Linked DNA regions of Homo sapiens: region 2 is linked to region 1. Evidence: chromatin loops called from intact Hi-C (ENCODE). Cell type or tissue: PC-3. All regions are shown on one strand. Links, peaks and the distances in the headings refer to the core of each region. The heading gives the core; the rest is flanking DNA.

What was found. Hi-C counts contacts between places; a loop is a spot of excess contacts. Peaks named below come from ENCODE experiments on the same cell type or tissue, not always from the same donor. Only the 100,000 strongest peaks of a DNase experiment are listed, where the experiment ranks them.
Region 2: it touches region 1 in a loop (6-fold over the local background); 6 of 110 quality-filtered maps call a loop at or near these places.

Annotation. Positions count from the first base shown.
Region 1 is chr4:21,781,181-21,797,992 of GRCh38, forward strand. The region is part of intron 1 of KCNIP4 (potassium voltage-gated channel interacting protein 4); the gene reads right to left. Among named protein-coding and RNA genes, the nearest start is that of KCNIP4-IT1, 64 kb to the right of the region's middle. In PC-3, for the core only: CTCF peaks have their summits at 8,240 (motif pointing right) and 9,460 (motif pointing right); DNase peaks (open chromatin) are centred at 8,251, 9,461, 10,121 and 10,431; H3K4me3 peaks cover 600 bases; H3K27ac peaks cover 1,642 bases.
Region 2 is chr4:21,880,625-21,897,436 of GRCh38, forward strand. The region is part of intron 1 of KCNIP4 (potassium voltage-gated channel interacting protein 4); the gene reads right to left. Among named protein-coding and RNA genes, the nearest start is that of KCNIP4-IT1, 36 kb to the left of the region's middle. In PC-3, for the core only: no CTCF peak of the experiment used is centred there; a DNase peak (open chromatin) is centred at 7,727; H3K4me3 peaks cover 429 bases; H3K27ac peaks cover 2,515 bases.

The DNA of each region.
Region 1 (16,812 bases), core at 3,917-11,916:
AGTGAGCAAGTTTTCACAAAATCTGATAGTTTTATAAGCGTCTGGCATTTCCCCTGCTTGTACTTCTCTCTCCTAAAGCCCTGTGAAGAAGGTCCTTGTTTCCCTTTCACCTTCTGCCATAATTTAAGTTTCCTGAGGCCTCCTTAGCTATCTGGAACTGTGAGTCAATTAACTCCTTCCCTTTATAAATTACCCGGTCTCAGGTAGTATCTTTAGAGCAGTATGAGATCAGACTAATATAACATCTGCAATGACCATATTTCCATTTTGAGGTACTGGGGATTAGGTTTTCAACGTGTATATTTGAGAGTCACTATTCACCCATAACAAAGACATTCTCAGATAAAGGAAAACTAAGAAAATTTGTCACCAGCAGACCTAGACCAAAAGAATGCCAGAGGAAGTTATTTATCTGTTATTTATCGAATAGAAAGGAAATACTAAACAAAGGACTCTTTGGACATCACGAAGAATAAAAAGAAAAAAATTATAAATAAAATAGACTTTTTCCTCCTCTTGAATTTTTAATTTTTGTTTTGTATCTAAGCAAAGATTATAACAATGTCTGATATTATTCTTAGTATATATACATGAGATATTAAAAATAATTATATGGGGTATATAAATGGTGGGGAGTAAATGGGCTTAAAGAGAGGTAAAGTTTCTATATTTCACTTCAACTGGTAAAGTGTTGACACCAGTAAACTTTATTAACTAATGCATATATAGTTTAATAGCTAGAGCAACCACTAGAAAACCAACAGGAAAGGAGATACAAGAGATACTATTGATAAATCAAAATGAAATTCAAAAATGTTCAAGTAACCCAAAGAAAGGCAGAGAAAAAATAAAGAAATGAAAAGGAGAGAGAGAAAAATAAAAAAGCAAAATTATAATAAAAGACTTAAGCACTAACAAGCATAACAACAATTACATTAAATACAAATACTCTAAATACACCAAGTAAAAGAGACTGATGGAGTGGAGTGAAAAAACACGACCTAACTACAAGCTGTCTACAAGGAACTCACTTCAAATATAATGATATATATACGTGGAAAGTAAAAAGATAGAAATATACATGCCATACAAACAATGATCAAAAGAAAATAGGAGTGGCTATTTTAACATAAGATACAAAACAAATTCTTACCATATGACCCAGCAATCATACATCTAGGCACTTATGCCAAATAAATGAAAATTCATCTTTACATCAAAACCTGTACACAGCTGGATGTGGTGATTCATGCCTGTAATTCCAGCACTTTGGGAGGCTGAGACAGGAGGATCACTTGAGCCCAGGAGTTTGAAACCAGCCTGAGCTACATGGTGAGACTCCGTTTCTACAAAATTTTTTTTAAAAAATTAGCCAGGCATGATGGCATGCACCTTTGGTTCCAGCTACTCAGAAGGCTAAGGCAAAAGGATCATTTGAGCCCAGGAGGTTGAGGCCGCAGTGAGCTGTGTTAGTGCCACTGCACTCCAGCCTGAGAGACAGAAGGAGATCCTGTCTCACACAAACAAACTTGTACACAATTGCTTATAGTAACTTTATTTGTAATAGCCAAAAGACTTGGAAACGGCCAAAATGTCCTATAGGTGAACAGTTAAACAAATTGCAGTAGATCCCTGCCATGAAATAAAATTCAGGAATAAAAAAGAACAAAATACTGCTATAAACAGCAACCTAGATGGATCTCAAAGTCATTATGCCTACTGAAAAAAAGCCAATCTCAAACATTATATGATCCATGTAGGTAAAATTCTTGAAATGACAAAATTGTAGATAGGGACAACAAATTAGTAGCTGCCAAGGATGAGGGATGCTGAAAAGGAGGTGGAGGTAATGATAAATGGGTAGAATAAAAGGATTTTTGTTGAAAGGGAACAGTTAGGTATTTTGATCATGGTGGTAAAAGAAATCTGCACATGTGATAAAATGACATAGAACTACATACATACATTACAGAATTTCAGTTTCCTGGTTTTGATTTTTGTGCTTTAGTTACATAAGAGGTAACAACTGGAGGAAACTAAGTGAAGGCTAAACAAGTTTTCTCAGTGCTATCTTTGAAACTTTCTATTCATTTATAATGTATTCAAATTAAATGGTTAAACAAAGCCAAAACTAAAACTAACTTTAAAAAGAGGCAGACAAGGATCCCAGAAATGAGAAACAAAGCACCAGAGAGGAATAAAGATAAACTCAAAAAAAAAGTTTTCAACAGGCCTAAATATAAATAATGTGGATTGGGGCAGGCAGGAAACTACAGAAGAAATGTTTCCAAGATGAAACTGAATAATTATCCCAAGTGCTTGATCACATTGAAAAATTATTATAAAACTGAGAGCAAGTTACAGATAAATTAGTAATAAGTACATTTAATCAAAAGCAAACCCAAAGCAGATGTCATTTCCAGAAAAAAATAAAGGTAGGACATCAAAAAAGGACATTTAAGCATAACAACATGAATCTTCTGAAGTCAGTGTTTATAGTCATAACAATATAAACATTAAAGACTTATTTACCTAAAACAATCACATAATAGAAAGATGAGAATATTATAAATGTACATATCGGAGGAGTGGGTAAACAGAGCTTAATCCCTATCTTCCATTATTATTTCTATTAATTTACAACCTCAACAGATCACATCAGTTTTGCACATATCAACGGATAAGGTACAAAACTGAAATATCAAAAGTAGCAGCATAATTACATTATTTGACCAAAAATATTTTTCATAAGCTTTGTAGAAATATATATTTAATCAGATACATATATGTATTACTCTGTTTTCACACTGCTATAAAGATACTACCTGAGGCTGGGTAATTTATCAAGGAAAGACGTTTAATTGACTCACAGTTCTGCATGGCTGGGGAGGCCTCAGGAAACTTACAATCATGGCAGAAGGCAAAGGAGAAGCAGGCACCTTCTTCACAAGGCGGTGGGGGGTGGGGTCGAAGTGCCAGATACTTATCAAACAGCTAGATCTCGTGAGAACCCACTCACTATCACGAGAATGGCATGGGGGAACCACCCCCATTATTACAATTTGAGATGAGAGTTGGATGGGGACAGAGCCAAACCATATCAATATACATATATAAAACAAAAACTTACTCGACTCCAACAAATCCTGTGCTCTGTCACTATATACAGAACAGCAACTTAAAAACCTCTCAAATGACAAAACAAAAACTTTCTTGCCCAAAGAAAATATTCTTAACACTAGAAAAAAAAACATTTTTTGATTAAAAAATCACATTTTAAAGAAAAACAAGGAGTTATAAAATATTTTTATGGAAGTCTTTGAACTCATATTCTAATATGTCAACCTGCCAAAGACAGAAACATTTGCACAAGAATGTTTTCTGGAAACTAGATAAAAATAATGCCATATTTTTATCTGAAAAAATAAATATAAGTCGATGTCAAAAACCCCAAAGGTGTTATCATGAAGCCAAACATTTTATCCTCAAAGATATATCTTTATTTGGAACATTCTGACGAAAATCCAACTAGGTCAAATAAAAATGCAGAATTTACCATCAAAGAGTACACCTCCTGGCTCCTTCACACAGCATTTTTATTTATCTTATCATGATCATGTCCTAAATTTAGTTTCTTTCTACTCTTTACCAGAGTAAATTTGATCACACTATATTTGATTCAATGTTGAGTTGACATTACTTAAATATTTTCAAAACCTTCATGACCAAGTGTCATTTCTTGCATGCAAACAGTCTTTTAAGCTAAAATAGCTGATGTACAGCAGAAATTAAATTGTCCTTAAACTATGAAGTTATATTACTGGCTGTCCCCACTCTCACCCATCCCTTGCAGTCAATAGCTGGTTTAAACTACACGTACAGCAGTAAAGATTGGTTACTTTGGTCCATTAAGAATAGCGGTTTTTCACACACACTATTTATCAGAATCACTCAGACCTCATCCCCCGAAATTATTTTTGTAGTAGCTTTATGGACATATAACTCACATACCACAGAATTCACCCATTTAAAGTATCCAATTCAATCCATGTTAGTATATTTAAAGGTTTGTGCAGCTATCACAATTAATTTTAGAACATTTATATCACTTCGAAAAAAAAAAAACTTGGCTGGCCACAGTGGTTCACACCTGTAATCCCAGCACTTTGTGAGGCCAAGGGAGGCTGATCACTTGAGGTCAGGAGTTTGAGACCAGCCTGGTCAACATGGTGAAACCCTGCCTCTACTAAAAATACAAAAAATTAGCCAGGTGTGGTGGCGCATGTCTGTAATCCCAGTTACTTGGAAGGCTGAGGCAGGAGAATCACTTGAACCCAGGAGGCAGAGGTTGCAGTGAGCCGAGATTGCACCCCTGCACTCCAGCCTGGGTCAAAGAGTGAGATTCCATCTCAATAAATAAATAAATAAATAAATAAAATAAAAAAATAACCATGAGCTATTATCCCCAATCCTCCCTTTACCCAGCCCTAAGTATTCGCTAACCTATTCAGTTTCTATGAATTTGCCTCTCTATATTGAATCATACAAAATGTCACCTTTTGTGTCTAGTTTCTTTCACTTAGCACACATTTCATAACAGCACTTCATTCTATTTGTTGCAAACAATATTTCATTGTACGGATATGTCACATTTTATTTATCCATTCGTCAGTTGATGGACATTTGAATTGTTCCCACTTTTTGACTATTACAAATAATGCCACCATGACCATTCATGTACAGGTTTTGGTGTGGGCATATATTTTCACCTCTCTTTTTATTTGAGGGGCAGTCTCACTCTGTCGCCAGGCTGGAATGAGTGCAGTGGCACTATCTTGGCTCACTGCAACCTCCGCCTCTCGATTTCAAGCGATTCCCCTGCCTCAGCCACCCGTGTAGCTGGGACTACAGGCGTGCGCCACCACACCCAGCTAATTTTTGTATTTTCAGTAGAGATGGGGTTTCACCATATTGGCCAGGATGGTCTCGATCTGTTGACCTTGTGATCTGCCTGCCTTGGCCTCCCAAAGTGCTGGGATTACAGGCCTGAGCCACCATGCCCGGCCTCGCTTCTCTTAAATATATACCTAGAATTGAAATCTCTGGGTCATATGGTAACTACATGTTTAACCTTTTGAGATACTTGTCCAAGTGCTCTCCAAAGTGGCTGCATTTTACATTCCCACCAGCAGTGTAGGAAGATTCTTATCTCTCTCCATTTTTGCCAACACCTGTTATAATCTGATCAGTCATTTTATTATTGCCATACTGGCAAGTACTCCCAGAGAGTTTGGTTCAATTGGTGTAGCTGTTGTACCCAGGCTGTATGTTTATTTATTTATATGTTATTTGTCTACATTGAGTGATTTTAAACCAGCATAGAGAGTCACTCTTTTTTTTTTTTTGAGATGGAGTCTTGCTCTGTCTTCCAGGCTGGAGTGCAGTGGCCTGATCTCCTCTCATTGCAAGCTCCGCCTCCCGGGTTCATGCCATTCTCCTGCCTCAGCCTCCCGAGTAGCTGGGACTACAGGCACCCGCCACCATGCCCGGCTAATTTTTGTATTTTTAGTAGAGACGGGGTTTCATCGTGTTAGCCAGGATGGTCTCCATCTCCTGACCTCATGATCCGCCCGCCTCGGCCTCCCAAAGTGTGGGATTACATGCCTGAGCCACCGTGCCCCGCCGAGAGTAACTCTTTTAGCCTCTATCAGAAAGTACCTCATATGATCGAGAATAAAGGTTATGTCTCTAGCCTAAGAACTTGGAAACCATTTCTGCCAGGTGAAGGTAAACCAAATAAGCCAGTGATAAAACGAGATAAATATGTGTATAGACAGTTTGAGCATCCCTAATCTGAAAATCTAAAATCCAAAATGCTCCAAGATTTAAACCTTTTTGAACACCCGACATAACACCATGAGTGGAAAATTCCACACATAAGTACCTAATACAAACTTTGTTTCATGCACAAAATTATTTGAAAATGTTTAAATTTACCTTCAGGCTATGTGTACATGGTGCATATAAAACACGAATAAATTTCGTGTTTAGGCTTCGATTCCATTCCCAAGATTCTCATGATGCATATGCAATTATTCTCAAGTTTAAAAATCTGAAATCTGAAACACTTTTGGTCCCAAGCATTTCAGTTAGTTCTTCTTACTGGACTATAATCTACTGCATTCATTCCAGTTTGTCAAACTCCAGCTGAAACACCTCCTCCTCAATGAAGCCTGGTCTCTCCAACTAGGGTTAGATGCTCTCTCATTTATGCCCACACAGCAAAACTCAGTACACTCCAGATATTATACTAAATGCTCTTTGTCATTTATTTCTCACAACAACCCCATGAAGAAGTTATTATTATCCTAATTTTACATATAAGAAGCTGAAGTTCTAAACAATTAATTTACACATAGTCCTTGCACATGGCAGAGCCAAGATTTGTTCCTAGGGCTATTTGACTCCAAAGTCACTGATCTTCTCACTGATTTGCTTGCCTTCCCATTATAACGTTTCACACACAGCTGAAACCATATTGGGCAGATCTTGTATTTTAAAAACTAAATTTTTTTAAAAATCTGCATTTTTGCCTCCATCATTAATTGTTCCTTTTTTCTCTATGTGCTTATTCATTCAACATTAGACATTGATTCTCTGCTACACACTGGCATATAATTGTATATCGGTTCTTCCAGAGCTGACATTCTAGTGGGGGAAGCATATACCAATCAAATGTGCCATGGGAAAATTCCTTCAGATTATTTGTCTCTTGCTCCAGGTAGGAGCAAATGAATAAAAAGAAAAAAAAAAAGAGAGATGGCTTTGAAGGCAGGCCGCTTGATACATTTCCCAAAAGAAAATTAAACTCAAGTCCCAGAAGCCAACAGCAGGCCTTGTCAATTAAATTTCAACCAGAAGACATTCACTCTTTTGCAAGTAAACCACACTGGACATTTCAAAATTTGGGAGGTAAAGAAGAAGAAGTAGCCATATTATTTTCCACAGAGCAATTTCATATAAACTCAAGAGCAATGCTATTAGAGATTATTAAGCAATGGACAATATAAACAAGGAGTTGAGATTTTTATGGGAAATGAAAAATGAAAAAAAAAATTCTGGGATTAAAGACTTCCTTACTTGAAGGATATATTAACACATAGCTAAATGACAAAGTAAATGGTGCACAAGTTTCAGCATATTCATCAAAGATTCATAAACAAATGTTCTAATCAATTACTTTAACTTCTATGCTATGAATTATGAGGAATGCAAAGAAATCTCACCCCCAGCCTCTAACCTCATCTACAGCCTGGCTTGCAAGATGGAACAAGATGCATGCATTCTACAAACATTTACTCTGCCTCAGGCAGGTCACCAGGCATCTCAGATCCAAAGGGTAGCGGGCTAAGGCAGCTTCCACCCTCAAGAAATTTACAGTTGATGTGGAGAAAAATCCCTACAAATACTGATGTTTTAGTTCTTTAATGCAGAATAACTATAAAAATAGTTACCATTCCTTGAGCCCGACCTACATGAGCCCCTGACATATTCACAACAACCCATTAAGTAGATATGCTTATGTCATTGTCATTGTAAAAATAGTCTAGCTGGCCGGTTGTGGTGGCTCATAACTGTAATCCCACCACTTTGGGAGGCTGAGGTGGGCGGATCACGAGGTCAGGAGATCAAGACCATCCTGGACAACAAGGTGAAACCTCGTCTCTACTAAAAATACAACAATTAGCCAGGCGTGGCGGCGCGCGTCTGTAGTCTCAACTACTTGGGAGGCTGAGGCAGAAGGATTGCTTGAACCCGGGAGGCAGAGGCTGCAATGAGCTGAGATTGTGCCACTGCACTCCAGCCTGGGCAACAGAGCGAGATTCTGTCAAAAAAAAAAAAAAAAAAAAAGTCTAGCTGAGGTTCAAGGGAGGATATGTGTTTTGCCTCAAGCCACACAGCTGGTGCAGGTATTACAACTCACACTCAACAAATTCCAAAGTTCAAGGTTTCTTCTACCCGCCCTGGGTTTCATGCCACCTCCCACAGAGGATTTTAAGAAATCTTAGTTGTATAAATTTTCATTTACTTTGGGAATGATTGTGTCTTTCAAAGTTTAATTTAAAATGTAAGTAAATTTCAGGTGCAGCATTTCATCTCAGCTGACAATTTATCTCTAATAGAAGAGAGCTACTTCAAATTAGACAATGGAAACCTCTTTTGCTTTAGTCTGCAAAACCACCACTAGATGGCGGTACCTACACAGTTATTCTAAGGCCAGTAGGGAACATGGTCTCTTTTTCAGTAAGCAGTTGGCTTCACAAAAAGTAAGTACTTCTTTTAAAAATCTAAATTTCTGTATTATTATTAGATACAGCAACTGGGTCACAGAGGGGTGGAGGTTTAAGACTACGTAACATCTTTGCTACATCTGTGTGAAGAACAGGATGTGTCTTTCCTAGTTAGCTCATCGTCAAGACATTCAAAGTTTCTTATATCGTTTCCTAAAACAGCATAAACAAAAGATTTAATTTCTGTGTAGATTATTGTTTTTGTGCCAATAAAAGACAAGATATTTGTGCTTGCTCTTACAAAGAAGAAATCAAGGGAGGCAGAACCTTATGTTATTCCTTCTAGTTAAATAAACATGATGTCTAAGGCAACCCACCCAAGTTGGGCCTTCCAAACTATTACTTAAGAAAATGAACATCAGATTCAGTTTGCGTTTGTTTTAAAGGAAATTGATTTGAATAGGAACCCAGAACTGAAGTCCGGTTTCTTCCCATTTTCCATCTTCATATACATTTGACAGTAGGAAAAGCATGGAAATATTATTTTGGTTATGAAACTGCCATGAAAAGCTGCCTCAGCATGTCATTTAACGGAAAGAGCTCCAGGCAAAGCCATTATGTGGATGGGCAAATGAGAGGAGGCTGGGAAGAAACCACATACTGCTTGCGTGAGTATTAAGTTTAAGCCATGGAAAGAGAGAATGAGAGGCTAGAAGAAATAAAAATGATACAAACTAAGCACTGTGCTCTCATTTTCATAGGAAATAGCATCAGCCATTCAACAATCATTCCCTGATAAGTGTGTTCAATCCTTAAAACAATTTCGAAATTACTTACGATTAAAAACATATTTCATCAATGCTGGAAATCTAAGCAACCACTTTAATACGATACTCTACACACACTCATTGTATCTTGTGTTTAGAGTATGTTACAGAGTACACTCAAATTTCACATACACCAGAATAGGAGAGGAATTTCGGAGGCTTTAGAGGTGGGATTTACCTTTCCAAAACCTCACATTATGACAACTTATGTTCCACTTCTCAACTTTAAATTTTTTAAAAAATTAATTCCCAGGACAAGTTTTGTATTATATTTCTATTTGAATATGAAATAGAAAACACATTAAGAAAAAAAAAGAGAACTTTCAACCAGAAGAGGGCGCTATCCTCAAACTTAAAATTTCCACACTGTACTCATAAAGTACCTTTGCAATTCTGAAAGATGCTTCAGCATAATCCAGCTTAATCATTGCCTTATAATCTTAGAAAGAACCCTAACCATATCCTTGAAGGGTGGAATGACCGATTTGCACAATATTCTCATTTTCAATACTCAAAGTAGCCATTATAATTCCAAGTTAATGACAACAGAAGCTGAAAAGGTATCATTCTGTAGCATCACAATCTTCATAATTTGTAACTTTTAAAAATGCTTAACTCTTGCATTCATTCAACTGAAATGTGTGGCTCCTTTATTTGCCTGCGCACTCCACAAAAAAAAAAAAAAAAAAAAAAAAAAGTTATATCTTGGAATACATCATTTTACAAAGACTGCTATTTTTCTTGGTATCTTAGTTTAAGGGGCAATAACAGACTACTCTAGGCTGGGCAGTTTATTATCAACAGAAATGTATTCCTCACAGATCTGGAAGCTGGAAGTCTGAGGACAAATTGCCAGCATGTTTGGGTTCTGGTGAAGGCTCTCTTTGGGGCTGCAGCTGCTGACTTCTCATTGTATACTCACAAGGCTGGAGAATGGGGCAAGCGAGCTCTGAGTTATTTTGTGTGTGTGAGGGCATTAATCTCATTCATGAGGGCTTCATCCTTATATCTGAGTCACCTCCCAAAGGCTCCACCTCCTGATACCATCAGGAGGTATTAGAGGTTAGGATTTCAACACAGGAATTGCGGGGCAGAAGGTAGAGGGGACATTCATTCTATAGCATTTGAGTAACTGGAAAATAAAGCAGACAAGTGAGAATTTGAAGAAGAAAAGGAGGAAGAATGGGAAGGGTGCTGCTTTTAGAAATTCCTGTTCACTGCAGAAAACAAGACAAAAACAAGAATTTATGTGGGCAGAGAAGATAAACACAACCGCGGGACTCACTCTGGTGAGTAAGATGTCTGTGTCCACACTCATCCTAACTGGAGGAAAGTTGACTGCTTTTTCCTACTTTTATGGCTTTGAGTAGGTTCCTTAACATACTTAGTATTTCCATTCCTCAGCTGTAGAAAGCAAACAATAATAAGAACTACCTCTCATGCCTGTAATCCCAGCACTTTGGGAGGCCGAGGTGGGCGGATCACCTGAGGTCAGGAGTTTGAGACCAGCCTGGCCAACATGGTGAAACCCCTTCTCTACTAAAAATACAAAAATTAGCCAGGTGTGGTAGTGCATGTCTGTAATCCCAGCTACTCGGGAGGCTGAGGCAGGAGAATCACTTGAACTCGGGAGGCGGAGGTTGCAGTGAGCCGAGATTGCACCGCTGTACTCCAGCCTGGTGACAGAATGAGACTCCGTCTCAAAAAAAAAAAAAAAAAAAAAAAAAAAAACCTACCTCATAGGCACTCTTCATCCCTACACTCTCTCTGTTTTTTTGAGACACTGCTTTCTGATTTTCGTGGTGGGAAGGGTTGGCTTGCTTAGTTGCTTATTTATCTCTCTTGTTTCTCTCTCTCAATAGACCCTAAGTTTCACAAGCACATAAACCGTATCTGTCTTATCCCCCTCCATTCCCAGTGTCTAGAATGTGGCAGGCCCACAACAAATTCTAGCTGAAGGAATCAGCAAGGAGATGTTATGGAGCTCTACCAAAATACTAACCCAGAACTTGAGACATGGTCAGTCATGAGAATTTCCACTACACTCTGCTTCTGTGATGTTAATTTTTATATTAACATATAAAATAATGGCATATATAGATTTTGAAGTGTGTGCTAATGGCATAAAATTGCCCTCATAAATAAATGAAGTCAAAACTTACTGATTTAAAGAAAACTATTAAGTAAATAATGGAACAGATGCTGTGTGTAAATGTCAATACGTGTGAAAGTGGTCATGGATAACAGAAGTTTGCAAAACTCACTAGATGGAGAATAAGCATAACAGAAGCCTGGCACCAAGAGTGAGGGTGGAGGTCGGAGGAAGTTTAAGGACTTGGTTTCACAGCTGGGCATTTTGGAGATGGCTGAGGCCAGCAGACAGAAAAGCCCAGACTTCCCACATTGAGACTGCACAGGGCTGCAGACATAGATTTGTATTCCCAGGTTTAACCACCTCTCTAACTTTATGGAGGAGAATCTCTGATTGTGAAGGGTTATGACTTACCAAACTACCCACTGGATGTCTTCCTGTAATGTTGAGAAGCATCCATAGTTTCCTATTTCTTTGTAAATACCAAACCTAGAAAACTACACATGACAGTCAAGGGCACTATTCTAAATATTCTAAATGCTCAGAGTATGTGAGAGAAATTTGGAAAGAATCCTCTGGCTCAGAGTCAACAGATGAGAGAAGGAAAGCTACTGCCTTAGGTGTTTGGGGGCAGAAATTTTCCATTCCTGAGAAGCAAACTGAGGTAAGGATAGTCAACATTCATGGGCAGTCCCAGTTTTTGTTGTACCTTTAAAAAAACCAAAGCCTAAAATGAGTTTCTGAGAAAAGAAATCTATCCATATATCAATGGAAATTTGTATACCCAGCAAATATAAGATAGTATCAGTTCTTCAGGAGGAATTATCATGAAACCTGTGCACATTGACACGTTCTGGACAAGTAGTTATTCTTTTTTGAGATGGAGTCTCGCTCTGTCACCCAGGCTGAAATGCAATAGCACCATCTCGGCTCACTGCAACCTTTCAACCTCCACCTCCCAGCCTCAAGCAATTCTTCTGCCTCAGCCACCCCAGTAGCTGGGATTACAGGTGTGTGCCACCATGCCCGGCTAATTTTTGTAATTTTTGTACAGATAAGATTTCACCATGTTGGCCAGGCTGGTCTTGAACTCCTGACCTCAAGTGATCCACCCACCTCGACCTCCCAGATTTCTGGAATTACAGGTGTGAGTTACCATGACCGGCCTGACAAGTAGTTTTTTCAATAAGAGAAAAACAAAATAAAATTCAAACACATATCTTATAATTTAAGAGACAGAGTTCAGAAAAGAAATAAATACCACCTGAATCCTCCTTTTATGTGAAAATATTTAATTCCATTTAATCATACAAAATCTGCCCATATAAATTGTCTTCCAGGTCTGGGCCCAATTGCCACTTAAGGAAAAAATACATGAAAATATACCACAGGGGTATATACCCAAAGGATTATAAATCATACTGCCATAAAGACACATGCACACGTATGTTTATTGTGTCACTATTCACAATAGCAAAGACTTGGAACCAACCCAAATGTCCATCAATGATAGACTGGATTAAGAAAATGTGGCACATATACACCATGGAATACTATGCAGCCATAAAAAAGGATGAATTCATGTCCTTTGTAGGGACATGGATGAAGCTGGAAACCATCATTCTCACAAGGACAGAAAACCAAACCCCGCATGTTCTCACTCATAGGTGGGAATTGAACAATGAGAACACCTGGACACAGGGTGGGGAACATCACACAATGGGGCCTGTCACGGGGTAGGGGGAGGGGAGAGGGATAGCATTAGGAGATATACCTAATGTAAATGACTAGTTAACGGGTGCAGCACACCAACATGGCATATGCATACTTAGGTAACAAACCTGCACGTTGTGCACATGTACCCCAAAACTTAAAGTATAATTTAAAAAAAAAGAAAAGAAAATATACCACAGGGGAAGATAACATTGATTGGATCATCTCAGATTTCACTTAATTCTATCCTGTCAGGGGCCACTTACTCATAAACTGCTTAATTGAATGGGTACATTTTCAATCAATTGTTTTGTCTCATGAAAATATATACCTGGTAGACAGCGTGAGCACTGACAGCTTCCTGAAGCCATCTGAGTATGTAGAGCAATAACTGCAACACGAGGGATGCTGTAAATATAGGGTTGCCCTCTGGGAAGGCTTTCACCTACAATTCTTGGGGAGGCTCAGAGAATCTGAGACCCTGGCTTAAAAACTCACTGAGACAGCCGGGCGCAGTGACTCATGCCTGTAATCCCAGCACTTTGGGAGGCCGAGGCAGGCAGGTTGCCTGAGGTCAGCAGTTTGTGACCAGTCTAAAACTCCAGCTCTACTAAAAATACAAAAAATTAGCCAGGAGTGGTGGCATGCACCTGTAATCCCAGCTACTTGGGAGGCTGAAGCAGGGGAATTTATTGAACCAGGGAGGCGGAGGTTGCAGTGAGCTGAGATCATGCCACTGCACTCCAGCAGGGGCAACAGAGGGAGACTGTCTCAAGAAACAAAAACCAAAAAACGAACAAACAAACAAATAAACAAACGAACAAAAACTCACTGAGACCTGAAGTTCCCTTCGTCTCTCCAGCCAAACCCATGATTACCCTCAAGTACTCAGCAAATAGGCCTTTTGTCCTTACTACAGACTGAATTTTCAGTTCCCCCCAAATTCAAAGCCCTAACTCACCTCAAACTGAGATTGTACCTCAAAATGAGATTGTATTCGGAGACAGGGCCTTTAAGGAGGTGATGAAGTTAAAATGAGGCCACCGGGGTGAGCACTGATCCAGTCTGACTGGTGTCCTTCTAAGAAGCGGAAATTAGGACATGTAAGTAGACATCCGGGAAGCGTGCACACAGAAGAAAGGCAGTGTGAGGATGTGGTGAGGAGCGTAGTCAAAAAGCAAGGCCTCAGAAGAAAGCAAACCCAGAGACGCCTTGATCTTGGACTTCCAGCCTGCAGAACTGTGAGAAAAACGTCTGTTGCGTAAGCCACCCAGTCTGTGGTATTTTGTTATGGCAGCCCCAGCAATCCAGTACAGTTCTCAAAGGGAAAGCTGCCTGATAAATCACCCTGTGCAATGTCTATGAGGCAAAGTGATACTAATATAGAATCTGACTTTTCAGACACGGAAAAATTTTAAAACAAATAGGTCACCAAGGATTTGTCTAAGTAAGTGAAAATTCTAGATGAACTTGAAATACTCTTCTCATTGGAATTGTCTGTCTATTTTGGATGCCATTTATATGGGACATCTCACACAATACTTTTTTTTTTCTGTTGCTTTCTGAGTTGATTTTCTTAAGTATAGTTTAGTAAAAAGAGATGCAAGGGTATATTGCATAATCTCTGGTAAATCTGCAACTGAAACACACTTTCTTCTTTGAAAAAAATAAATAAATAAATTTCCCGGGTGTGGTGGCTCACGCCTGTAATCCCAGCACTTTGGGAGGCTGAGGCAGGTGGATCACCTGAGGCCAGGAGTTTGAGACCAGACTGGCCAACACATGGTGAGACCCTGTCTCTACTAAAAATGCAAAAATTAGCTGGGTTGGTGGTGCGTGCCTGTAATCCCAGCTACTAGGAAGGCAGAAGCAAAAGAATCACTTGAACCCAGGAGGCGGAGGTAGCAGTGAGCTGAGATTGTGCCACTGCACTTCAGTCTGGACTACAGAGACAGACTCTGTCTCAATCAATCAATAAATAAAAATTAAACCCTAATAAACATGGAGATCTCTGTGGTTTAGCTCTTATATAACATCACATTACACTATTTAAAGCAAGTTTTGTTCTTTACTCTGGTTTCTCATGGGATGTTATAGAACTTGGTTCATATGGCCTGTAATGTACTTCTTACACAATTTTTTCTCTTTCTCAATTATCTATAGCACAGGTTCTCTCCAACCTTTCATTCTCCAAAACTCCCTCCCTACATCAGCTTTCTCCCCTCCCTGTAAGTCCAAGCCTTCCCCATTTCTTCCAACTCTTCATGGTGTTGACTGGAGTGACCTCTTCCAATGAGGTCTTTCCTACGCCAGACTGTCAAGCTTGGTCCTTCTCTGTCTGATCTCTGGCATCTCAAAATCCAGGACTCTCTCTGGTCATATAGACACACATCTTCATTTAACTTGCGTGAGAGAAAGATGTCTGAAATGAACCAGTTAAATTGTGTACTTGAGAAACGTACCCTTAAAGATAATGAGCCATTTCTTAAAAGCGTTCACCTAATCTTAAGAAAGGAGGTAGCCATCTCTAAGCCATCATCTATATGTGTGTTATCCTCTTATTTTTGGAATGACACATCTATGTTACTTGATGACTACAAATAGATATTATGGATTGGAAATTTCATTTTTTAAGTCTGAATAATAAACATTCAGGATGTGACTATGAAACTGATGCATTTATCAATGATTTAATTCTGTGGTTTGCGGGAGTCAAGATTACATGTTCCGGAAAAGCCCAAAGTTTGTGGATATCTCACCCTTTAAGTGATACAGTATTTTACAGTAAAATGATTGTTTTTATCAATAGTTGATGCCTAGCATGCTCCCTTTATATTGAACGCTTCTGACATTGGCAAAGCTTGGACATATTCTGAGCAAGAGGCTCCATTTTCATTTTGTGTGAATTTTTGGTTTGTATTTTCTACCATCACTAGTCACAGAAGCCACTCAGCCTTCCCTTCTTCTCAACTGCATCCTTTGATCAACACTACCCACAATTATAGATACCGTCCCATCTATGCCTGTCTGCCTCATTAATTCTATTTATTTATTTATTTATTTTTAGAGACACAGTCTCTGTCACTCAGACTAAAGTGCAGTGGCGTGATCATAGCTCAGTGCAGCTTCACGCGTCTACGCACAGGTGACCTCCGGGCCACTGTGTGGCTAGGAGTACAGGTTTGTGCCACTGTGCCCAAGTTATTTAATTAATTTATTTTTTAAGAAACAGGGTCTCACTATGTTGCTTAGGTTGGTCTTGAATTCCTGGCCTCAAGTTATCCTCCTGCCTCAGCCTCCCAAAGTGCTGGAATTACAGGTATGAGCTACCATGCCTGGCCACCTCATTCTTTTCTCAAAAACATCAGTTTTTTTTTTTATTTTACTTTGTCCATTTATGTTTCTTACACAGTATTTATGTCTTATGCTTTTGTATGTCTTATAAAAAGGTCTCAATTTTATTTGAGTTTTCCACATTTGAATGCTTATAACTTCTGTTTTCTTTGCAAATCTATAGGATGTCATTGTTATATTTGGGTTGTATTTTGTTTCACTTTTTTACTGGGTTATCTTCTTATCACTGTGATTATTTATCTCAGGCACAATGAATTTTACTGACCTTCAATATTATACCAAAGAATTAATAAGATAAGTTATGTATTGATATCTGATTCTTAGAGACTGAACTGAGACTCTAAAGAAACTAGTTAACAAAAATGGTTTGATAGGATAGCTGCCAAATTTACATGATAAACACTCTGGTAAGGTTCCCATGTCATTCCTAATGTCACTATATATATGAGGCCAATGGAGATGAAGGAATAGGCAGAATGAGAAAAAAGGCAGTGCTGTGATAGTAATCAGAATAGTATGATGTAAGGATATACAG
Region 2 (16,812 bases), core at 4,307-12,306, 100 kb after region 1:
CTAAGGGAAAAAGAAGAGAACAAAATGATATTAACTGAGAATTTACTGTATGGCATGTATAAAGCTTTATTCCAATCTTGTAGTAGCTCTCATAATTATTCTGGTGGATAGCCATCTAGGTTTCCCAGCAAATGGCAATGCTAGAATCCAAACCAGGTGTGTCTGTCTTGAAAACCTTGAGCTTCACAATCTGGTACGCTTCCAGGAATGCTAACAATGTATGCAACTTAACAATGACCCTATAGTTTTAACCTCTTACTTCTTATGTGGATTTGTCAAGGGCAAAACTAAACCAGAAGTTGCAAAAATAAAGATAAAACTCTTATTAATTGATAGTTTTCCATTCTTCCTTTCCCAAGAATACCTGCTTCTTTGTTTGGGAAGACATTTGTAATGTTAAATTGTTAAGCTGTAATTGTTGTTGGAGTATAGTTCATTTTTAAATCCTTACAGTGAATTATAATATTTTTTAAAGTCTCCAAGTTCTTAATTTCCTGGCTTTATTCTAAAAGAAATTCTCTTATTTCACTCTAGAGAAATTTTGCTGTTCTGTCTTGACTAATATTTTTCTTATGGATATGGCTGTCATTTGTTTTCCGCTAAAGACATTATTCAAAGAGAAATTAACTCTTTATATTGAAATAATGCAAATGAATAAACGTGCTATCATAATAGGGTGAATGTAGAGAAGCCAGCTTTTCTTCCTAATGTTAATATGTTGGATTATATGTAGGGTTTAAAAGCTAAATGTGAAGGCAGTGAAAGAAAAATAGTACCCTAGGATAAAATAGTAAATATTATTTTCAATCAATAAACTTATGATGAGTATTTGAAACCTTAATCTCAAACACATTCAAGAAAATATAGTACTATAACTAGGTCACTGTCCTTGAATTTTTCAAGGGCTTTTGACCTGATCTAATGATTCTAGTGAATAGACTAAATTGCCTTATCAGAACTATACAGTAATTGTTAAGTTGCACACGTTGATACGCACACAGTATTAAGCAGAGTTAAAAAGCAGTAGTATATCTGGGTTTGTGGAAATTACCCAGTAATAAAAACTCACAATGTAAATAAAGGTCATTTATGTATTAATAAGTTTCTAAATATGTTTTGGGTGAATTGCAAGTAGTCCATTGTTAATGACAGTTTCCCAAAACAACAACTTTAAAATCTTTGAGGCATCTTAGCCTTGACCCAAACTTAGCTCAATATTTTTCTGCTGCTTCATATAAAACAAATGCTACCAGTACTCACAGAAATCTGAGGACCTGCCACTCTCATTTACTATAGACCCGTATCCCATGAACATATTAAGACGGGAAAAGATACTACGCATGGAAAAGATTATTTCCACACAAACTGGGAAGGATCAAGGCTGGTTCCAATCAAAGGAAATTTGAATCTACTAACGCTTATTAAGCAGAAATTGTATCTACTACATTTATAGTTGTGTCTTCATATGAAAGTGAGTGCAATTAAGTATATTATGTATGTGAGATGTTACCTCCTCTTTCTGGAATTACTGCACAGTTTAATAGACATCAAAGAGTAAGATTCATAAGAAGGAAAGCACTATGCTATGACATTTAACACTGGCTTATTCAATGCTCAACTGACTCATAAAGTGACTATTACTGTCTCACCACTGTGAGTGAAAAAATGAGGCTCAGAGTGATTAATTTGCTCAAGGTCACACAGCATTCAAATCTGGTAGGCAAGGGCTTGAACAACCACTAAAGAAGACAGAAAGAAGCAGAAGACAGCGAAAAAAGCATTTTACAAAACATGAAGAGTTTTTCAAATTTTGTGTTTTGAGACTTAGTTGATCTTTAATGTCTCCAAGGCAAAGTTCAAAGTTAAGAAAAATATGCATTTCAAGGAAAAGAAAAGGAGAAGAATTTCTGGAGTTGGGACACGGAAACATAAGTAGATGGGCAGAGGAAAAGCTTGCAGAAGAAGAAACGGAAGCATGTAGGAGACCAGACAGAATCAAAATAGAAACTGAGAGACTGTACCAAAAGTAGCCTAAAGCAGTCTTTCAAGTGGCTGCGTCCCTGACCCCTGTAGGGAAAGGGCAGAGGGAGTTTGAACTAGTGTGGACTTCAGGAAGCTTGGGCTTCATTTAAATGCATGGAGAGCTCATCAGCAAAAATGAAATGGAAGTCTCATCCATGAGTGACTTTTCCTAAGGAGGGTCTCAAGAACTTCTTTTCCAGAATAACCAGACATTGCCATGTGAGCTTCTGAGGTACTATAGTTTTGCTAATGTAGTAAAAACAAATATTAAAGAGCTCAACAGAATGTTTTAATACCTGATTATTTTTTTCCCTGAAATTCACTTAAATTCCATGTAGTTATTTAGAATCTGGAAATAAAATTAAAATGTACCCTGAATAGACCTTATATTCTATGCTCTCTAGGCCCAAGAAATAACATTCTAAGACCAAAAGATAGATGTCAAAGAAAGGCAAATAAGCTTTATAAAAGACATTTAAATGGACAAATTAAAAGTTTGTTTCTGAGTTGTTGTTTTTTTTTTTTTTTTATAAGAGACAAGGTCTGCCTCTGTCACTCAGGCAATCACAGCTCACTGCAGCCTTATACTCCTGGCCTCAAGAGATCCCCCTGTGTAAGCCTCCCAAGTAGCTAGAACTGTAGGCAAGCACCAGCATGCCTAGCTAATTATTTAAAAAAATTTTTTTAGAAACGAGCGCTTACTAGTTGCCCAAGCCAGTCTCAAACCCTTGGCTTCAAGTGATCCTTTTGCCTTGGCCTCCCAAAGTGTTGTGATTACAGACATGAGCCACAGTGTCTGGCCTAAAACATTTTTAAAGTTGGGGAGAGTTAGATTAGACTGATAAAGGTATATTAATATAAGATTTTATATTTTAAAAATCTTAGATACACGTCATGTGTGATGAACCATTGCTCCTGTGTTCTGTTTGATCTAAAAGCAAAGAACTTACTTTCTTTGTGACTACTACTTTGGCAGACACATAATCCCAATTAACTTTGAACATATTTCCATTTTAGCAAATGTCATCCACAGTGCTACTGACTATCCACATTCTGTATCTTTTTTCGGCTATAGGCTTATTGAAAAATAGGGTGGAGGTCTTTCCATAGTGTTTGTCTTTACATTTGTGACTAACAAATTCCTGGCCTATAGCAATCACTCAATAGCTTATTGATGAAACAACCTTCAAATCGACTGATGAATGAATGAAGTGAATGGAGAATGGATAGGGTGACCAAATGAATGGCCCAATAGAGACTTCTTTTTGGAATAAGCTACACACACATTAAATATTTCTGTTGTTAGAAATATTCGGGAGTAGGTCACATCATCACTTGCTGGGAATATAGTAGCAGGAACTCAAACGTAAGGTAATCAAATAGATTAAAATTGCTTTGTAGGCTTCCTCCAAACTGAGAGCCCTTCATCCTATTTACTGTTAATAGCATAAACGAATGTAACCTATCCGAGTGAGTTGTAGGAAGATATATTTTAGGATGATAATAAGCCCAACAACAATAACATACATTTGTTTCAAAGTATAAGTACTTCCTATTTGCTGGCGGCATAATGGCCAGTTCTTGGTGACAGGCTACTATGCAACATAACACTTCATTTCAAAGGAAGAACATGGGGAATAGCGCATGGAGAAAGGTTGTACTCAGAGGGCCACTCAGTTCTGAGTGCTACAATGCCCACCAACCTCAGGAGGAGCACTTCCAGACAAGAAAGTACAATGGAGCCGTTGTCGTTAGAAGAAATGCCCTCCTCGTCTAGCCCCACAGTTAGAGGCCTGGTCTCGGCACAGTAGTTTCCCAAGATGGCCAGATGGATGGAGCTCATTATCTTTACAAAATTCCAAACGGGATAAATGGGACTTATTTCTTATTAATTCCCCAATGGAGCTACCATTGAGGGCTCTAAATTTTGTTATTTACAATCATCAAGTAAGCAGAAAGAAAAAGAGAAAAAAAGAGGAAAGAAAGAAAGGAGGGATGGAGAGAATCCATTAAGCAGGTGATCTATGATAAAGGCTTAGACAATGTGTCTTCAGGACATGTTGCTAGGGCCAACCAGAAGAAAAGGAATGCCAACATCATCACTTGCTACTGTCCCCCTCTCTCACTACCTTCTAGTCATTCTGTCCCTCTTACAGATTCTGAAAGACGATGATGTCACCACCACAGTCACTGCCTTCCCTCTTCCTGAAACTCTCTACCACCAGGTCTTCAGTGGCTCGTGGCTCCAGCTCACTACTCAGGAGTCCATCTCAGTGATACCCTGCCAACAAAAGTACAGTAGCCTCCCCCCCACTACTGTTATTTTCAAACTTGATTATTTAATTGGGTCCTTCATGGCACTTGTCACGATTTGTGTGTTTAATCCATTTACTTCCTTATGTTCCACTTTGACCATTAGAATATAAGCTCCATGAGGGCAAGCAAAGTTTTGTGTTGTTCACTATGGCATCTCTAGTACTTTCTGCAATTCCTAGGATGTAACTGGGGTCCAATAAATACAGAAAGCAAGAGGAAGAAAAGGAAACAGAGGCTGAGGAAGAAATACTTGTAGCATTTATCTTATTTTATAAAAGTCTTCCATAATTTCATTCAATGTTCATTTATCAAGCAATTATTATTGACTGCAGGAAGCCACTACATTCTGTAGAACTGAACATTGTTCTATTCGTGAAAAAAGTCTTATGAAAAATACAGATGCCATATTTAGTAAATGAGTAGTATTTTGCTTCATTGTTATTGCAAAATCCTAAAAAATGCAGCCACATCTTCATTTCTTGACCCTTGATCTACAACTCTTTCTTTGTCTTGTAGCCTAAGAACTGCAGGAAATAGAAATGAATCACTTTCCCACCAACTTCTATTTCTTGTTTTCTTGCCACGGGTTCTATTCACCCACTTAAGCATCTTAAGTCAATCAAATTTTTATAACCAAATCTCCTTAACAAATGCAAAACTCACTTCCCACCAAACAACCCTAATTTAGCACAAACTTTAAATTTCAAAGGAAATTTGAACGTGTTTTGCTTTAAATGTCAGGACTAGATTTTCAGACGGAATAATTAAGAGGGAGGAGACACTTCCTTCCAATAAAATAGATTGCTAGTTTGTGGAAAGTACTAAGAATATTATGTTTTTTTCCATATGCTACTAATGGGCATCCTGATGATCACATGAAGCTTGCTTCTTTGTCCTGATTGCCACGAAGATGAGAATATTCGCACTGAAATCCAAAGGATAGACATCCGCTCTTAAAAGGCAGATCTATCGGCTTGTGTCTTCTATTACGCCTGCAGTTTTCAAGTATCATTACTCATTCTCACAACAATCCATAATCCCCTTGTCATGTGGATAAGGCTTGTGGATTATTTTTTCTTACTATTATATAATATGTCATATTTCTTACATAAGTAAGCAGTTTTTTAGAACATGAAATTCTGTATTGTTTGGAATGAATGAGATTCATGCAGTTTTTGAAATGTTTTGGAAATTTTACTGAAACTTATTATGATTTTCCAGGTTTAATGTTTAGAATCTGATCATCATGACTGAAAAGTTATGTTATAAACTGATTTATACAGCATAATTTTCCAATTCATTGAGGGTGAAATTAAGCTCCAAAAGTGCCAAAAGCTTTCAAGATGCCAGAAAACAAATAAAAAGCAGATCTTTGGAAATGTTTTTGCCCAACACAAGCATTTTTCACACTACATCCTATCTTCTCTCCCAGGCTGTTTTCTGAAGGTCCTCCCATTTCTCTAATTATGTCAGAGAAGGCTTCTCAGTTACTAAAATGTACTGCCCCTCTTCAACACTTAACCCTAATGTATTTTTACAGAGGGAGTAAGCGGATGGGTTTCTGCCAGCACCAGGGAGCTATAAACAGTTCCCACAGGGGGTGAGAGACAGGGTCTACATAAAGCTTCCATCAAAACTGTAAATCCCAAATCTGTGAATGCAGAGGTTTTCCACATTGAAAAGTGTGATTGTGATCTTTGTGTCTTACCAAGAGATGTGACATTTAATAACTTTAAATATCTCCAAAGACTGACTTCAAGATCAGTGATATTCTCAGTGAAGTAAATGCACCTGATACCTGTGGCAACCATGGAGGGCACACACACACAAATTACATTTGGCTAAATTACAAAAGCTCTTCTTTTTATTTTTCATTTTTCTTCATTTTAAGATGTTCGTTATATTAGGAAACTAAGCCATGTATAATAAATGCTTTTGCTTTAGAGAGTGTGAGCGTTCATTTGAAGACCACTGAAAAAACTGGATGAAATCAAACAGTCAGGAATACAGGCTAAAAGCCCTGGTCTTAATTAAAGATCTACTAAGCAGCAAGCTATTGACATCATTGCCAGCTTCAGGACAAAGATAAAGTACAAATTTTTTTAAAAAGAGAAAACTGACTTTGTGTAAAATATAGACTCTAGACACAAAATACATAGAAAATGCTGTCCTTAAGAGTAGATGATAATGGCCTGGTGTCTTAGTCAGTTTGGGGTTCTATAACAAAAGTACCACAGATGAGGTGGCTTAATCAACAGAGATGTATTTGTCATAGTTCTGCAGGCTGGAAGTCTGAGACCAGGGTTCCAGCACGGTCAGGTTCTGGTGAGGACTCTCTCCCTGGTTTGCAGTTGGCCATATTCTGGTTGTATCCTCACTTGGAGGGGCGCAGAAAGAGTTAGCTCTCTGGTATCTTCTTACAAGGACACTAATCTCATTCATGAGAGTTCCACCCCCAAGACCTAATCACCTCCTAAAGGCCTTACTTCAAACCACCATCACATTTGGGATTCGATTTCAATGTATGAATTTTGGGGGAACACAAATATTTAGTCCACATCACCTGGGGACAGGATGCTCCAAAGAGATTTTGAATGATGAATTTCACCCTTCCCCCATTTACCTTCCTAAATTGTTTCAGACACAGAAACTTACGAAAGAAAATGAATATTTTCTCTTTAGTCATTGTCATGCTTAAGGAAATTATGCTGAACTCATTTGCATGAAGATGATTCAGCCTTCTGAATGATTTCCTTAACTAACACAGTTATTATTATAGATGAGGTTATATAACTGAAAAGCTTAAAAGAGGTTGTAACCATCCTTTATATATTCTAACTCATAAAGAAAATATTGCTGATGATTGAAACCAGTTGATTTTGCAGAATATTTGCTGATCATAAAAAGTCTTTGAAATTACTTTTTGAATTTCCAATGTAAAGTTGGGCCAATGAGGAAAAAGAAACTTCTGGTAAAACTTTCTACCTAGTGTTTTATCATTAGTTGTTCAACTATGATAGTTCATATTTATGTAACACTTACTATGTGCCAGGTATTGTTCTGATTCTTCTTCATTATTTCATTTTATTGTCACAACAACTTTATGACTTATGTATTATTAGGTATGATTATTATCACCGCTTTACAGAGAAGAAAATTAAGGCAGAGAGAAGTTAAGTGACTTACCCCAAGGTCTCACAGAGCTGGGATTCAATCTTTGCTCTTAAACTCACTAAACTAAACTGATTCTGAATAAGGATAAATACAACAAGTTTAACACTCTGACTCATACACAGAATAACTTAAAGAAGAGTAAGGGAAAACTGGTGCAGGCCACAAGAATTACTCATGGAGGTCCTCTGTGGAACATTATGCAAAGTGTGTTGGATAATGTTTATCTTTTAACAACCAAAGTAGAACTGGTGACTAAATTCTCCCTGTGCTTAGACTCATACGATTCAGATGCAATAAAAAATGAGTCAAAACTTCAGGTTTGTATTTCCATAATAATGTTGCACCCAAAGCCTTGTGAACACAAGAAGATAAAAGGAAACTAGAAAGAAACAAGACTTTCAAAAAGACTAGGACACATAAGGGTGATTAGGAGCCACTCTCCTCAACCGTTTTCCTTTGCCCTCAGGTGCAATCATGCCAGAAGCAGTTAATTCTATACCCTCCCCTTTGTTAATTTCATATTTTGTATGCTCTGTGTCATTACATTCACCATGCTATTATAACTGTCCACACCTTCTGAAGGGCTTCTGCTCCTGCTCAGAGCTGGCCTACAGCTACTGTCTTCATGACTCACATAACTGCTCAAGGCTTTGCTTCCTCATCTCCAATCTGAAACTTCTATCTCACTGAGCTTTTTTGGTCTTTGGCTTCACATCCAGTTTAGCTCTTTTTATGCAGTCACATGGATCACCTGTCAAGTTTTACTTTTACTACTACAAGTTAAGCATATCGAATCTGAAAACCTGAAACTTGAAATGCTCCAAAATTCAAAACTTTTTGAGCATCAACATGACACAATGACAAGTTAGCCTGAACACACTACTTTTTCACTATATTAATGGCATGTCATATTTTTATTGCTAAGTATTTATACGTGAATGAGTGTAAGAAAATGATTGCTTATAGGTACAATATAAATTTAGAGTCAGGAGTGACAGTGATGCCAAACAACCACAGGTTATCCACACAGGTGGCTGAGATAGTGACACTTTTGCTTTTCCATGGGTCAATGCATGCAAACTTTGTTTTATATACAAAAATTATTTAAAATATTGTATAAAATTATCCTTGGGCTATGTATATAATGTGTATATAAATCATAAATAAATCTCATGTTTAGATTTGGGTCCCATCCCCAAGATATCTCATTAATTATGTATATGCAAGCATCTCAAAATCTGAAAAAAAAACATCTAAATTCTGAAACACTTCTGATCTCAAACATTTTGGATAAGGGATATTAAACCTGTACTATTAATAGCTACCTGAAGGCATTGCATTAGGTACTCAACACTCATTTACCACAAATGTAGATCAACCATGCAAGGCAGGAGCTATCATCCCTATGATCCTAATACACAAGGGAGGCCAGAGGTTTCTCTTGGGGAGTGACATTTGAGCTGATAGCTTAAGTACGAAAAGGGTTTCAATTTGTGAATACTAGAAACAACTACCCTAGGCAGATGGTTCAGAACATGTAAAGGTTTTCGAGTAGGAAAAAACCTAGAACTAACAATAAGCTAATGTGGCTAGAGAAAAACCTGTGAGGGACAGAGTAGCAGAGTGGCCCAAGAAGGGACCACACAGGCCAGGCAAGACCGAATAATGCTGGCTTCATGATGTATTTCCTCCACTCAACTATGTACTCAGTAATGCCATAGACCGTGTTTCCACGTTTGATTCATGTGGGCTCCCAGAGTCTTGTATATTTGCTCACCCTTAGTGTTAGTTTGAATATTGGTTTTGGAATTGCTGGTGGCATTGATGATGAATTTGTTGTTGGTATCCACAATGGAATTGGTGGTGGTATTGGCGATGGAATTCTGATGGGATTGCTGGTCACATTGATAGAGGCATTGTGGTAGTACTACTATTCACTAGAGTAGAAACACAGTGAATGTCTACTGATGATCACCCCCTAAATGAAGACCTGTCTTAATGCACCGTATGTTATAATTCACATCATTCAGACGCAAATGATAGTTAACACTGAAGCCTAGATGAGAAGGTGAAAAGCAATTAAAATGTTTCACCTGGTTTTATTAACATGCTTGACCAGAGGCAGACTTAAGAATTTGGAAAAGCTGAATTTAAATAATTTATATACCTTAATGACCACATCCCCAGCATAATTCTTTCTGTACTTCTGGAATATGCTCTAACTCTTGTGTAAATACAGTCTGACTCTCCTTGAATCCCTTAAGTGTGATGTCATCTGGGAATGTTCTTCATAGAAATAACAGATTTGAAGAGCCTAAAGACCAATTTTATATTTTATTAGTAATTTGGTATTCATCCAGATGGGGAAAGGGACCAGAAAATATCCCCTTTCATGAGAATGTTATAAATCACAAATTCCCTTAAAAATGTACAGGCAGCTTCATACCAGATACTACCACAAGGATGAGGAAGACACAGTCCCTGAACTTTGTATCCATCTAATGATACCACTTACTCAGCACCACATACTTGTATTAAGCACATCATGTCTATTATATTATTTAATCTAATGGAAATGTTATTATTCCAATTTTATACTTGAGGAAACAGGCCTAGAGAACTGTCTTTCCTCTTGGGAAAAGCATGCATTTATGTCAGCCAGACCCCGATGGATTTCAATAGTGATGGTACAATGTCCAAGAAGCTGAAGAAGAAACCCAAAGCCAGAGAATGAAACATAGGGTTTATTAAGAAGACTTACATACAGGGCAGTTCAGTAGTGGCAGGGTAGACAAGAGAACTGTGACCACTTGTAAAAAGCATGCAGTTTATATAGCATTTTAACTTAGCTTTCTCTTCCAGCAACCTCCACCTGGCAACCTTCATTTAACCCAAAACAAACAGCCTAGATACTCTGTATGGCCTGTGTTCCAAGGGACGGGCTGGAGGTTCAGATGTTCCTCATATATAAGGAATGAATCCCTGGGTTGAACACTCTTGCATTTCTTAGATGTTCCTCATAGATAAGGAATGAATACCTGGGTTGACCACTCTTGGATTTCTTAGACTCCCCATAGGGTCTAAGAATAGAATTCAGGGTATGCTTAAATTAAGTGACTGCTGTCAGGTACATCTGCCATACAACTTGCCATTCATGAATCTCACCTCCCCCCTTGCTCCTTGGATCAACAACCTGGGAAATATTTAAGTATTGCTTAGTACATCAATGAACCTTAAAACTAAGGATCCAGGGTCTATGGGTGAGAATTCCATAGGAAAGTTCCATAGGGTTCTTCGGATCCCTAAGAAACGAGTCAGCGACAAAGAAACACCTGAAGGATAGACACCAGTGATGAATCTGAAGTACATATGGGCACACCCTCTCTGAGCAGGGTGACAGATTTTTACCAGTGTATTGTGTAGAGTGAGGCCAGGACTTGGAGGGAATGGAAGACCTGTCTAAGTGCACAGGGTCTAACAATGATCAGTTAACATCAACGAGTAAACAATTAATTCATTAATCATTTTGTGTTTTTCTCATAACATTTTGTCCAAAGGAATTTAAAGCAAAAATCTGTATCAAATAAGAGAAAACCATTTGCTGAACTCTACCAATAATTCTTTTATGCCTGGCTCACCGGTTTCTGAAATTCTACAATCAGAAAGTTGTCCCTTTAAATCAAAGCACTATCCTTAGAAATAAATTAGGAATTCCTAGGCATGGTATAATGTAGAGTAAATTAATTTGCCTCTGTCTCTTTTTCAGAACGGTTTTGATTAATTGAGAGTTGTGGTAAGAATTATAATTAATAAAGAAGGGGAAAGTTTGGAAGGGAAAGGCTGGGGGTGATTTCTGTCAACTTACAGTTTAAAAATTACAATGTGAAAATCTCTGGATTTACCGAGGTACATCCCTAATAGAAATACGTACATGCTTACCAAAGATATGTTCCAGACTGTTGAGAGAATGCTGTTGTCAATAGCTAAAAAACTGAAACTGCCAAATTTTCCACCAATACTAGAATAAATAAAATAATTGTTGTATATTCATGCAAAGAACCAAGGGTAAATTAACTATTGCTACATAAAACAACATGGATGAATCTGACAGATGTCAGATGTCATGATCAACAAACAAGGTCTACATGAAAGAGTTCATATTAGGTGACTCGATTTATCCAAATACAAAAAAAAAAGGTGAATCTAGGCTATGCTGCTAGAAGTTGGGATTGCGATTACCCTCACAGGGCAGGGCAGTTAGTGACTGTTGTAGAACAATAGGGAAGTTTTTGTGGTGCTCATTAGAGTGTGTATGTTTGGTGTGTGAAAATTTCTGGGGCTCTACATTAATGACATGGCCATTTTCTGTATGTATATTATGACTTTAAAAAAAAAAAAGCAAAAGCAAAAAAGTAAAAAAAAAAAAAAAAAACTATTGATTTTGCATCAGAAGTCTACTTAAAAAATTAGGTCCCAACAGGTTATACAATCTTAGGTGATCACTTAACCTCTATAAGTCTTAATTAAGTTGTCTATAAAATAGATGCCAATCAAAACCGATTAAAATAGATTACAAATTGTAATATGCTTTGTAAATTATAAAGTTCTGTACAACTGTTAATTATTTAGACCAGTGGTTTACAACTCTTGCTGTGATTAAGATTCACCTAAGAAGATTAACAGGGGCAACAAAATAGATATGTTATTCCCACTACCCTACAGATTTTGATTTCCTAGGTCTGGAAAGAAGCCAGTGCATCTCTATTTTCAGCAGTTCCACAGGCGATATAGCCACAGCTTTGGGCCATTGATTTAGAAAATATCTTCTTATTTCAAAAGTTAATACCCCATTTCGGTTTTGTTTCTGAGATCTGAATAACTCATCTACATTTTGCCAATCACAAGTTACAGACACAATGACATTTCAGGTAACCTAATGCATTTAGATAACAAATATCTGACGAGTAAGCAAGAGCCTTAATGAGCAAAAAGATATTTCATATTAAACCAGGCACCCAGAAGCAAAAATTGTGTGTGTGTGTCTGTGTGTGTATGTGTGTAAAACTCACAAATAAATTATAAGGGCAGAACGCCTTCCTAGTAATATCCAAAGCCTGAGTACATGCCATTGCATATCTATGCCAGAAATCATGATCCAATGTATGCTTTGGTTTTATTTTCCCTCCACTTACGAAATGAACACCAGATGTCGAAACAGTTTTTTATAACGTTTCTTCTGACATCCTTTTCATGTTTTTAATAGTATGTTGTTCCAACGATGAGGCTTCTTGGACTTATAAAATTGCTAGACCTCAAGAAGTATATCAGTTCCCATCAATGAGTAAAATGTATAAAATCTTAATGGTTTGGAGTTTTTCTTTGAATCCCTATGATATTCAAATTGCATCATTCATCTCCCCCTAATTTTCTCCTTAGACAAATTCATTACACACAAGAAAGAGTTCAGAGCAAAGCAATCCAACATTTGCAATTTACTTGTGTACATGTTGCCCCAACAGTAGATACTGAATAATGGTTGAATTTAACAGATTAGTCCTTTTGAGACTAGATCATTTCCTATAGCCAAAAATAAGATACTAGATTTTATGTAGCCCAGTTGTGGAGATGCAGTTAAAACCAACTCTTCCTCAAATACATGAAGCTGTAGTTGCATGGTATTTTTATTGGCCAACATATAGTTTTGTAGTGGATTACATCTGAACTGAATTTTCAGTGCTGCTGTGTGCATATTAAATGTTTCCCTTACTTCCTGCTTTAGGATCCTAATTAGCATTATGCATAACCTTGAAAATAATCTAGTCCAGTATCATTCTACACTTTTATCATATATATGCTATGGAATAATCTGTCACCTAGATCACATACTGAATTTTTTTTTAAATAAAACAATGAGGCCAGGCAGGGTGGCTCAAGCATGTAATCTTAGTCCTTTGGGAGGCCCAGGAAGACAGATCGCTAGAGGTCAGAAGCTCAAGACCAGCCTGGGAAACATGGTAAAACCCTGTCTCTACTAAAAATACAAAAAAAAATTAGCTGTGTGTGGTGGCACGTGCCTGTAGTCCAAGACACTTGGGAAGCTGAGGCAGGAGGATCACTTGAACCAGGAGGTAGAGGCTGAAGTGAGCCGAGATTGAGCTACTGCGCTCCAGCCTGGGTGACAAAGTGAGACCCAGTCTCAAATAAATAAATAAATAAATAAATAAAACAACGAAAAGCTACTTTTTAATGCAATCTCTCCTCAAATTTTTCTTAGAAACTTGCTTATAGTTAATTAGGTATGGTTCATTAATTCCTACCTGTTCTAAAAACTAAGGCACTACAAAAATAATAGGTACATCATTTGTGACTCTCTGAGGAAACACAGAGCTTACAAAAAAGAAACCTAGTAGTAACATAGAGATAATATGTCATTTTCCATTTTCAACAAATCATGTCATCAAAGACATAATGCAGAGAATTATAGAATATTCAACAGCAAACATTAAAAATTTACATTCTGATTAGTGTTATTTTATCACTTATAAATAATTTAAATAAAAGTTTGGTACTGTTCTGTTATTTGACATTGCTAAGGTATGAACTTGCCAACAGAAGTTGGTTTTTTTCCATCTTCAAAGAAAATCTAAACTTTAATCTTTTACACAAGGCAGGGATAAAATCCTTCTACTACTTAGTGCAGAGAAAATGCTGAGTTAAATGTCTTGATACCTTAGTACTCCATCTCTTTCCTTTCTGTTGCTTCTGGAAGCCATCTGAAGATCGACTATCATTCCTGTAGAGCTGACTCAGTCTTTCCTCATTATCCCTGTCCCTTTAATCCATGTTCTCTTATCTCTTCTCTCTTCTTCCCCAACTTTGTTCCCTCATTTTCCAGGTGAGTTGGGGGGCTTTCCATCCATAGTGGGACTGCTGCCTTACATTTCTCAATTGGAAGATGAATCAGTTGGACAATTTTGTGGGACATCTTTGATATAGATGTCTTGCTAAACCTTGATATGCCCTAGAGTATTTGTTTGTTTTGTTTTATTTTCTTCTTTGTTTTGGTAATAAGATAATCTTGATTGAGCAAAGGTCTAGAAAGATGAGCTTACTTTTGGTCAAAATGAGACAGACAACTGATTTCAACATTTCTTTTTCTCTAGGTATGTGATAAGGACAAAAGATAAAACTCTCTCAAATGGTACTTGAAATATAGAGTTAAGGGTGCTGTGAACAACAGAGTTGCTTTTAAAACCATTTCATCAGCACAATACCGTGGTTGAAAACATGAGATACTAAGAGTTACGCTATCTACATTCAAACGTCAGCTCTACCACTTATTAGCTGTGTAACCACAGCAACCTCTCTATGTCAGTATTAGGAATGATAATAAATCCTATTTAGTAGGATCACCACAAGAATTAAATAAGTCCACACATTTAAGGCACCTAGAATAGGACCTAGCAGAACATAAATGTTCAACTATTAAATTATTTTAATATATTTTGGGTTTCATTAGGCCTGCAAAAGTAAGGTAAGTATCTATAGTCTGGATAGCGAGAACCACAACAGGAAAGTGATTACACTATACTTTGCATGAACAAAAAGGAGCTAATTAGAAAGTGGCCCATAGCATCTGTCCTCAGATTGGGAATGGGAAAAGAACCTTCCCCTGTACTCTCCCAATTGGTGGCCATCTAACAACATCCAATAAGACTCAGATTGATTTATTTATACCTCTCTTTTTCTATCAAGGTGCCTTAATGTTGCTAAGTGATGCTAAGTTCTAGGGTGATTCTAGGGTGCCTGAACCATCCAGACATCCCTAAAGAATAAATGAATGTTGGTGGAAAGCTGTTTGGTCTGTACTGATGAGGCTTTGCCAACTCCATCACTAACCCAGGGTTTCAGATATTTTACTGTAAGTTTGTTTGCTCTAATCCATGCTAAGACCTTTCCATACATTGTCTCACTTCCTCCTTACAACCTCTCTATGCGACAGAGTTCATCATTTTCTCCATCTTACATATGAAATTTCACTATTTGCCAGGCACTTAAAGTTCAGATAAAAATTATGCAGATACAGTCACCACTCTCTTAGAATGTACACTTTCATAGAGAAAAGACATTGAACCCTATTAATAAAATAATGTGCTTAAAATTGTTATACACACCTAAAGGAGCTCCACAAGGTACTATCAGCCCTGGTTTTAGAGACTACAGAAGGACAAAGTATATGTAAAAATATAGCTGGTAGCCCATGGGATATCCAAGAAAAAGGACTTGTGTTTGCAACGAAGCTGGGGTAGAAGGTATCATGGCATATTCTAGGATATGAGAGAAGACCTGGCTTGTTGGAAGTCAGACAGAGAAGAGGAGTAAGGACAAAGGAAAATGTAAGTGTGGTCTGTTGAGGCTATCATGAAAGGCCTCAGGATCATGTTAAATATTTTGGGCATGAGGCATATGACAATGCACAGCCATTTAAATATTTTAATCATGTCAGACATGGTGGCTCATACCTGCAATCCCAGCACTTTGGGAGGCCGAGGCAGGCAGATCATTTGAGGTTAGGAGTTTGAGATCAGGCTGGCCAACATAGTGAAAACCTGTCTCTACTAAAAATACAAAAATTAGCTGGGTGTGGTGGCTCACACCTGTAATCCTAGCTACTCAGGAGGCTGAGGCAGGAAAATTGCTTGAACCCGGGAGATGGAGGGTGCAGCGAGCCAAGATTGTGACACTGCATTCCAGCCTAGGCAACAGAGTAAACTCTCAAAAAAATACATAAATAAATAATAAATAAATAAATAAATAAATAAATAAATAAATAAATATTTTAATCATGAAAATAACATGCTTATATTTGTTTATACCCTGGCTATAGTGTATAGATTGGATGTTGCCCCTCTCTCTTGCATTTAACTCTTCAGCCTCTCTTTGGTGGTATTTTTGTGTAAAGCTTTATATAAGACTTTAAAATTTATGCTTTACTTTTACTATAAGAGAACAGTATGCCCTTTAGCCACATTTCATTTTTTAAAAGATATTTATAATCCTCAAGAAACGATAGTAAAGGCATTGTCTATAGAAATAGAGATTTGAGAATAAGAATTTTTTTTTCCTTTTTGCCTATGTTTTAGTATTTCAGAAGTTCTAATAAGACAGTAAAAGAACAGCATGCCTTTAAAAGCAAGGTTCTAATTTACATACCAACTTAATTGGCCATGAGATCTTCAACTTCTATTTCTTCCAGCACAAGTATCAGAATTTTTTTTCTTGCCCTTGCTGTAAAAATCC